Regions from separate parts of the Homo sapiens genome. Here region 2 is linked to region 1. Evidence: chromatin loops called from intact Hi-C (ENCODE). Cell type or tissue: PC-3. All regions are shown on one strand.

The links. Peaks named below come from ENCODE experiments on the same cell type or tissue, not always from the same donor. Only the 100,000 strongest peaks of a DNase experiment are listed, where the experiment ranks them.
Region 2: it touches region 1 in a loop (2.3-fold over the local background); 2 of 110 quality-filtered maps call a loop at or near these places.

What each region holds. Positions count from the first base shown.
Region 1 is chr5:107,423,971-107,427,970 of GRCh38, forward strand. It overlaps EFNA5 (ephrin A5), which reads right to left. Exons shown (of 5, transcript NM_001962.3): 2 at 3,247-3,539. Among named protein-coding and RNA genes, the nearest start is that of EFNA5, 240 kb to the right of the region's middle. In PC-3, no CTCF peak of the experiment used is centred here; DNase peaks (open chromatin) are centred at 1,661 and 2,001; H3K4me3 peaks cover 767 bases; H3K27ac peaks cover 3,271 bases.
Region 2 is chr5:107,521,179-107,525,178 of GRCh38, forward strand. The region is part of intron 1 of EFNA5 (ephrin A5); the gene reads right to left. Among named protein-coding and RNA genes, the nearest start is that of EFNA5, 150 kb to the right of the region's middle. In PC-3, a CTCF peak has its summit at 2,318 (motif pointing right); DNase peaks (open chromatin) are centred at 2,303 and 3,063; H3K4me3 peaks cover 1,026 bases; H3K27ac peaks cover 2,350 bases.

The DNA.
Region 1 (4,000 bases):
AGAAATCTGGTTGAGGATAAGGCAAATGTTGATAAGAATCTTCTGACTCATGTCCTCTCTAAGTAATGAGGTGAATAGCTTGTTATGAAATCCTTGTCTTCCCTTCCTCCAAATCTGTGTTTGTATCTGAATTTTGGCACTCCACAGTCTTCACTATACTTAAGCCTACTCCTAGCACCATAAAGCAGGATGGCCAAAAAGCTATAGCTTTCTTTTTTCTTTCTTTCATTTTTTTTTTTTTTTTTTTTTTTTTTGAGACGGAGTCTCACTCTGTCACCCAGGCTGGAGTGCAGTGGCTCAATCTCGGCTCACTGCAACCTCTGCCACCCTGGTTCAAGTGATTCTCCTGCCTCAGCCTCCCAAGTAGCTGAGATTACAGGCTCCTGCCACCATGCCCAGCTAATTTTTGTATTTTTTTTTTTTTTTTAGTAGCGATGGGGTTTCACTCTCTTGGCCAGGCTGGTCTTGAATTCCTGACCTCATGATCCACCCGCCTCGGCCTCCCAAAGTGCTAGGATTACAGATGTGAGCCACTGTGCACAGCCAGCTTTCTTTTTTCTAGGGAAAGTAAGAAGAGATTTTAAGGCTATGAGGAGCTAAGAGGTACTGCTGTCCTAGCAAGAACATTCTGTAAAATTGACTGGTGGGCAGTGAAGCTTGTTCCTGAGATCAGCAATAGAGCATCTTGTAACGTAGTAAGTGTGAAAATAGCTATTTCCCAATCATCTTGTTCATTCCACACACATTAGGGAAGAGGAAAATTCAACTGAGGGCCAATTCTCCCCTAAGAATCCTTTAGTTTAATTATGACCACAGTACATTAAACGTCTGTAAGACAACCATGTTAGCTCTGCTGCTCCTGACTGCAGTGGTGGAAGAGAAGAAACCCTTTCATTACTAAAAAGACAGGGAAGGATGCCTTTGCGGGTCGAAAACATGGTTGAAAATTCAATTTAACTGAACACCAAGCCACTGTGCTTCTTGTTAATGAACATCTTTTTGCTGCTAATTTTGTGCTATTTTACCTTTCATTAAAAAAAGTAATTCAAGTTAAACTCAGCTGAACAGCAAAAAGCTCTTCATATTTTGAAGCATTTTGGAACAATTACTTTGACGGAAGCCCTTGACAGTTAAATGACTCCGTTAAATGAATGTTATAGAAGTCACATAATGATTTTTAGTGAAATATTGAATTTAACCACAAATGAGGAAAAACCAGTCATAAGCGCTATGGGTATATTTGAATAATAACATCTTGCTTATGAAGCTGAATGAATTCTATAATTTCTAATAATCAGGCAATCAACTAGTTAGTTAGTGGGTATGTTCCTCATCTTGGTGCTCTCTATTCATTTTTGATTTTTGCTTTTGCTGTTGTTTTTTTAATCTGAGAAGCCAGTAAGAAAATTTCAAAACTAGCAAGAATTTTCTCTTACATTGGTATAGTATTTTACAGTGAGACAACTAATGAGTTGCTGTCCCACAAATGAAGTCCTCCTCTTTCCTTTTTCTCATATGCTGAATGAGATTCTTTCACAAAGTAAAAAAGCAATAAAAGTCAAGAACATGCTGCCTGAGAAGTGTGAATTCACTGTATGCCAGTGCTTCCTGCATCTGTGGGACTCAATATTCCTTTTCTTGTTTTATGGATCAAATGTGAGATAGTATCAAGGCTTTTGCATGTTTTCTCATGACTAATGACTGAAATATGTACTGAAATAATAAAACTGGTACTGTTCAATTTCCTTTTTAAATTCAATTCCAATATAAGTGACAGTTATCATTGTGATGGTGAAATCTGACTTATTATAAAATTCTGTTTTCTGGAGAAGGAGAGGAGCTAGAAATCCCTGTAGACTTAAACCGTGTAAGTTGTGAGTGGGTAGGGACATTTGGACTGAAGAAATGAGTCAGAAAAAAGAATGTTCTTGTTTGTCTGGCAAGCTGGGGTGAAAGTCGATGCTAAGCATACTGAGTGGTATAACTTGGATCTCTACCCACTGTGTGTGGTTGCATTTCCTGATTCTTCCAAGCAGGTGAGGCACAACTTTCTCCATGTTCTCACTACTCCCTGAATTTATCTTCATCATCAGCAATTGTCGACTTATACTTTAATTGCCTATTTACATGTCTGCTCCCCAGTGAAAGGTCACTCCCTAAGAACAGGGAATATCTTTTCATCTTGCATCCCCCAGCATTTCTCAGCTCAGATTAAGCTGTCCAATAAATGTATTTTTTAACAAGTAAACTTTTAACCTCTTCAGTTGACAGTGAGAATACATGGGAAAGGCCAGATAGTTTAAATATAAATACTAGTTAAAGTCCAGATACACAACAAGCTGCTTAAAGTAGCTACCACCTATAATCTTGCTACTCAAAGTGTGGTCCACAGTTCAGTAGCAGCAGCAGCATCTGGGAGCTTCATACATCCAGAATTTCAGGCCCTGCCTTAAGACCTCCTGAGTCAGAATGCATTACAAGATCCCCAGATAACACTATGCACGGTGAAGTTTGAGAAGCATTTACCTATAACATATGATAGTAGGAGGTATGAAGAAGTGATGGGTATATAATGGAGAAGAAACAAGGCCAGGCATTCTGATTAATACAGAAGTCTACTGAGAAAGTTTTAGAGCTCTCCCAGGACAGAGTCACTCAATGCTCACAGGTCGGAAACTCGCTCATACCAGTTACCTTGGAACCCCTTCTAGACACTTCTTCACAAGTCTTTCCTGTTTAAAGACAGAGCTACTCTTAATAATTATCTTTTCTCCTTGCTGCAAAGAGAGTATTTATCGTCAACATGCTGACATGTCCAGGAGTTTTGGCTTCCTCCACTGAAAATGTGGAAGATTGAAAGGATATTGCTGACACCTGAATAAGAAATCCAATGACTCCAAGCTATGTAAATTTAATTATTTCCTTTAATTTTTTTTTCAGGAGTCTTTTTTTCTTTTCCTGAGCTTTGGAGAAGTCCTGGCAATTTTCATTTAAAAAAAATACAAGTCAGCAGTGGTTCAGTGAACAGGCTGACACGTAATTTCATAGGGGGAGACGCGCTCTGTCTTTAATCTAATTTGTGCTCTCAATTCCCAGCTAATGTATCTAGGGATCCTGATGTACGCATTTACAAGGAGATATCTGTAATGCAGAGTCCAGCTCTCTGCAATTCTCTGAAACATGGGTAAAAAATTAGTCTGGGTTCTTGCAGCTGCCCTACAACACGATAAATCTCTATATACTCACAGATGTAGAAATATTCTCGGCCTGGCCTGAATTCAAATCCTAGAGAAAAGGGAGTGAAGAGCTGGAATTTTTCAGAGAACTTCAGCGGTCCATTTGGAGAGTGAGGCCGGTTACATTCCCATCTCTTGAACCCTTTGGAAGTGTGGTCGCAGGCACTGTAGCCATCAAAGTTCACCATGTAGAGGACATAGCGCTCAGTCTTATCTTCTGGGACGGAGTCCTCATAGTGAGGGCAGAAAACATCCAGGTAGTCATTGATACAGACATCAATATGGTAGTCACCCCTCTGGAATCTGTTAGAAAAAGAAAAAAAAATGTGATAATTCATAGAGAAAGGGCTTTCTGCTTGGAATCAGTGGTTAAGCCATTCAATAATTTTGGAGCTAAAGCATCTAGTATAGTAAGTTCTTACTGAATGCCATTATGATTTGGGGCATGGTTTGAAATGTTGCAGTTCCCAATCTAAGCCACAAAAAGCCATTTTACAGTGAGATTCCATTATATTTGTTTCAAAATATCCTACAAACTAAGTGCTTTGCTTTCATTTTAAATATTATATTAAATATCACTCTTTCAAACTGTGGAACTCTATAGAGGTACTAGTGTGCTGTTTTCCATGTTTCCTTTCATTCTTAAAAATCATATATTAAAACAAAGTTTTTATATTTTTATAATAGTGTTTCACTTGATAAATATTTTTGAATAAATGAATGAGGAAATTAAAGAACAAATAAATGACCGAATTGTTTTTTGT
Region 2 (4,000 bases), 97 kb after region 1:
CTAGCCTACCTTAAACATGCTCAGAACGCTTACATTAGCCTATGGTTTGGCAAAATCATCTGGCCACACAATAAACTTTAGAGTATGTATGTATGTATGTATTTACTTATTTATTTATTTATTTGAGACAGGGTCTCATCTCGCTCTGTGGCCCAGGCTGGAGTACAATGGCATGATCATGGCTCACTGCAGCCTTGACCTCCTGGGACTCAAGTGATCCTCCTACCTCTCAGCCTCCTTAGTAGCTGGGACCACAGGCATGTGCCACCACACCTGGCTATATATATATATATATATATTTTTTTTTTTTTTTGGAGAGACAGGGTTTCCATATGTTGCCCAGGCTGGTCTTAAACTCCTAGGCTCAAACAACCCTCCCACCTCAGCCTCCCAAAGTGCTGGGATTCCAGGCATGAGCCACCAAGTACTAGTTGTCTACCCTAGTGATTGCGCGGCTTACTGGGAACTGCAACTCACTGTTGCTGCCCAGCTTCGTGACAGATACTGTACTGCATATCGCCAGCCTGGGAAAAGATCAAAACCCAATATTCAAAGTATAGTTTTGACTGAATGTGTGTCCCTTTCATACCATCGTAAAGTGCATAAATTGTAAGTTGAAGACCATCTATATATTATTGTATGTCTTTTTTTCTTTCTTAGTCAGTTCCCGCTATGTTTTCCAGGCTGGAGTGGGCAGTGGCTATTCACAGGATCAGTGATCATTGCACACTACAGCCTCCAACTCCTGGCCTCAGGCAATTTGCCTCAGCCTCTGGATTAGTTAGGACTACAGGTACACCATCTTGCTAGGCATTTTATGCTTTCTTTTTCTGTTACAAGAGTGGACAAATCATCCTCATGCACCTAACAATATTATATAGCAACGGTCCATAGTATTTTCAAGAATGAAAACTCTTCCATGAAGCAGCTGTATTTCTGTTATCTGAACACTAAAAAGTACAACATGACAAAAAGTACTCTAGTGCAGTAACTTTTTATATGAATTTGTACTCACTAGCATGCATATTATTGGGGGATAATAATGCTACATGTATTCTAAGGCACATCTGTACATGTTTTATTAGTCACCCATCAAATTTTGTGATACAAGGAAATGTGAAGACCTCTTTGAAATATCCATGGGGTCACCCAGGACTTTATGCCTCACAGAGCCACTAAAACCTATGTCTCCTGGCTCTTTCTCACTCTCTTTCTTTTTTTCTTTGTCTTTTTTTAAAGACACAGGGTCTCCTTCTGTTGCCTAGACTGGAGTGCAGTAGTGTAATTATAGCTCACTGCAGGCTGGAACTCCTGAGTTCAAGTGGTCCTCACACTTCAGCCTCCCAAGTAGCTAGGATTATAGGCACGTGCCACCACATGCAGCTAATTTTAAAAATAAATTATTTATTTTTTTTAGAGACACGATCTCACTTGAGGTCGACGTTACCTCCAGTGATCCACTTTGGCCTCCCAAAGGGTTGGGATTATATGCATGAGTTGCTATGCCTGGCCTCTTTCTAATTTTTCTGGCCTCAGTCCAAGTACTACTGCATGTTGGAGTCAACTTCATTGACTACCCAAGCCACTTGGGTAACTTTCTTCCAGCCACTATGCTCTATCACATTTCTGGTTTTTATGAACTATATTTTTTATTCAAACTCATCACACTCTCTAATTCTTTTGTTTATTCAGTTACTTGAATAAAGGCTGTCTGTATCCCCCATTCACTAAATCATGGGACCTTGCCTTTTTAACAAATAGATGGGTATTTCCAACACCTAAACAGGGTTCATCAAATGTAAAGACTATTTAATTTCCACTGATACAGATTCCACAAGACAGATAAAGCAAAGAGACAAACTGGCTTAATTTACCAAGTTAATATCACTAAGCTCAATTAGTACTGTTTTTTCGTTTGTTTGTTTATTTTAACCAACTATGGCCAATCTTCACACAGACCAGACAATATTTCTCCTCTTTTAGTGTGTTCTTACCTTTGCTTTTGAAAGATTTTACATATGCCAGACACCTCTGGAAGGGCAGCTATCTTAGTATTATCCAGAGTTGGGAAATAGCCATGATATCATTCAGTTATGAAAATCAGAAATATGTGCTTCCTTTTTTTTTTTAAGAAATAGTCTCAGATATTCAACTTGTTTGTCTTAGATTTGCTTAAACCCCAAACAATCTGTGTTTAATGTTTTTGGTGTCCCACTGCTTTGCAAGCAGACATACCACTTGCAAATGTGCCAGCCCTTTGTGCAAACACCCAAAAGGCTACATCAGATCCAAAAGCTCTGGCTCACAAGGGGGCCAGCAGGTGGAGAGCAGATGAATCAGCCATGAGTGTGTGCCTTTCGGCCTGCTAAGAAGGAAGACAGTGGCATAAAGAGAGTATTATGGTTCCAGGCACAACTTCAGTCTGTCCAAGAGGCTCTATCGTTAACGGAGAATACAGAGATTACATTCAGTTACCCGAATTCTACAAGCTTTCTGTAATGCTCAAAAGGTTTAAGTGCACTTATCTGTCATCCCTTCACTTTCCTTTTTGAAATAAATCCCTTTGTAATAACAAATCAGACTTTCCTTCTTCTCTTTATGCAGGTGAGCAATGCATGGGTGCTTTTATATTTAGCTGGTAGGGAAGAATGACAACAGGTAGCAGAAGCAGACTGTAGATTATTATTTGCAATTAACAATAGGAGATATAGCTCCCTTCTTACCTTCCAATTCATTTCTCTATGCTAATAGAAAATAATTAAACTGCACAGCAATTTAAAGTATCAGGTTGGGTTCTGAATGAATATCTTTAAGGTTCATGATAGCAATTAATAGATTCCTTTTTAATGCCAGTTGTTTAGATCTTGATAATCAACCTGTTGGGTTCTTCTGTTTTGTAATTCATGTAGTTAGTCAACCAAAATGATACTATTTAACCTCTTTTCACCCATGGCAATCTTTACCGTAGATGAAGTCACTGAGCCACGCACATTCTAACTTGAAATTACCATGAGTGACTCTTTAACTTGAAGTTACTCACCTATGTTCCTGGCAGGCCAGATTTGTGAGCAAAAAATTCACTGGAAGTAACATAAAGCCATTGTGGGCACCAGCTGTCCCAGTAGGAGCAATGAGGGAGGGATATTAATAATGGCAAAACATAGTTGTTTGCCTGGTCACAGAAAATGGCCCACAGCACAGGTTGAGTGAGTCACAGCTGATCAAAAAGTGCCTCAAAATAGGAAAATGTCTAAGCATGTTAAAAATGCAACAACAGCTTCAGGTAGGTGAAAAACAATAGGCAAGCTATACTATTTATACATCATCTACTATTTACTCCACTAATGCAAACACATTTTTTACTACTGGCAAACAGAGAAGAAGAAAGTTAACTACATACAGGTCTAATGATGCTAGCCATACTGAATATAGGAGAAAACTGTGAAGTTATTTGCTTCACTAAAAGCCAAACTGGGTTTTTACACATTAGGTAAAGTCAAACTTCATGATTAAATCCAAGGAGAGGTAACTTTCCTTGATATCCCCTCAGGCCTAGAGTGAACCAGCAGAAAACCCAGAAGTGCAGAAGGGATGTCCTTTTTACAGCATCTATCCACCTTTGCCTATAGTGATACCACTTTTGCAATTTTAGAAACTTTCTGGATAGTTGCTTCATACTCAGAGTCACCCTAGAAATTTCAATAGTAGTAAATATTAAACTTCTAAAAATTAGTAGCATGCAAGCTCCCAGTTTTAATTAAACTCATACTGTTAATGCAGATTAGGCATATATGTTTATATCATACACAAACTGCACTTCTGATTTACATGTATTAATCTTAGAGTAATAGCAAAGTATAAGGGAAAAGAACACAAGCTTGATGACCTAAAGGGATTTTACATTCAGATCCAGCATTGCCTGAGAGACTTTTGACAGAAAATTTAACCTCTCTGGGCCTCTGTTTCTTATGTAAAAATGAAGACAATTATATTACAACTT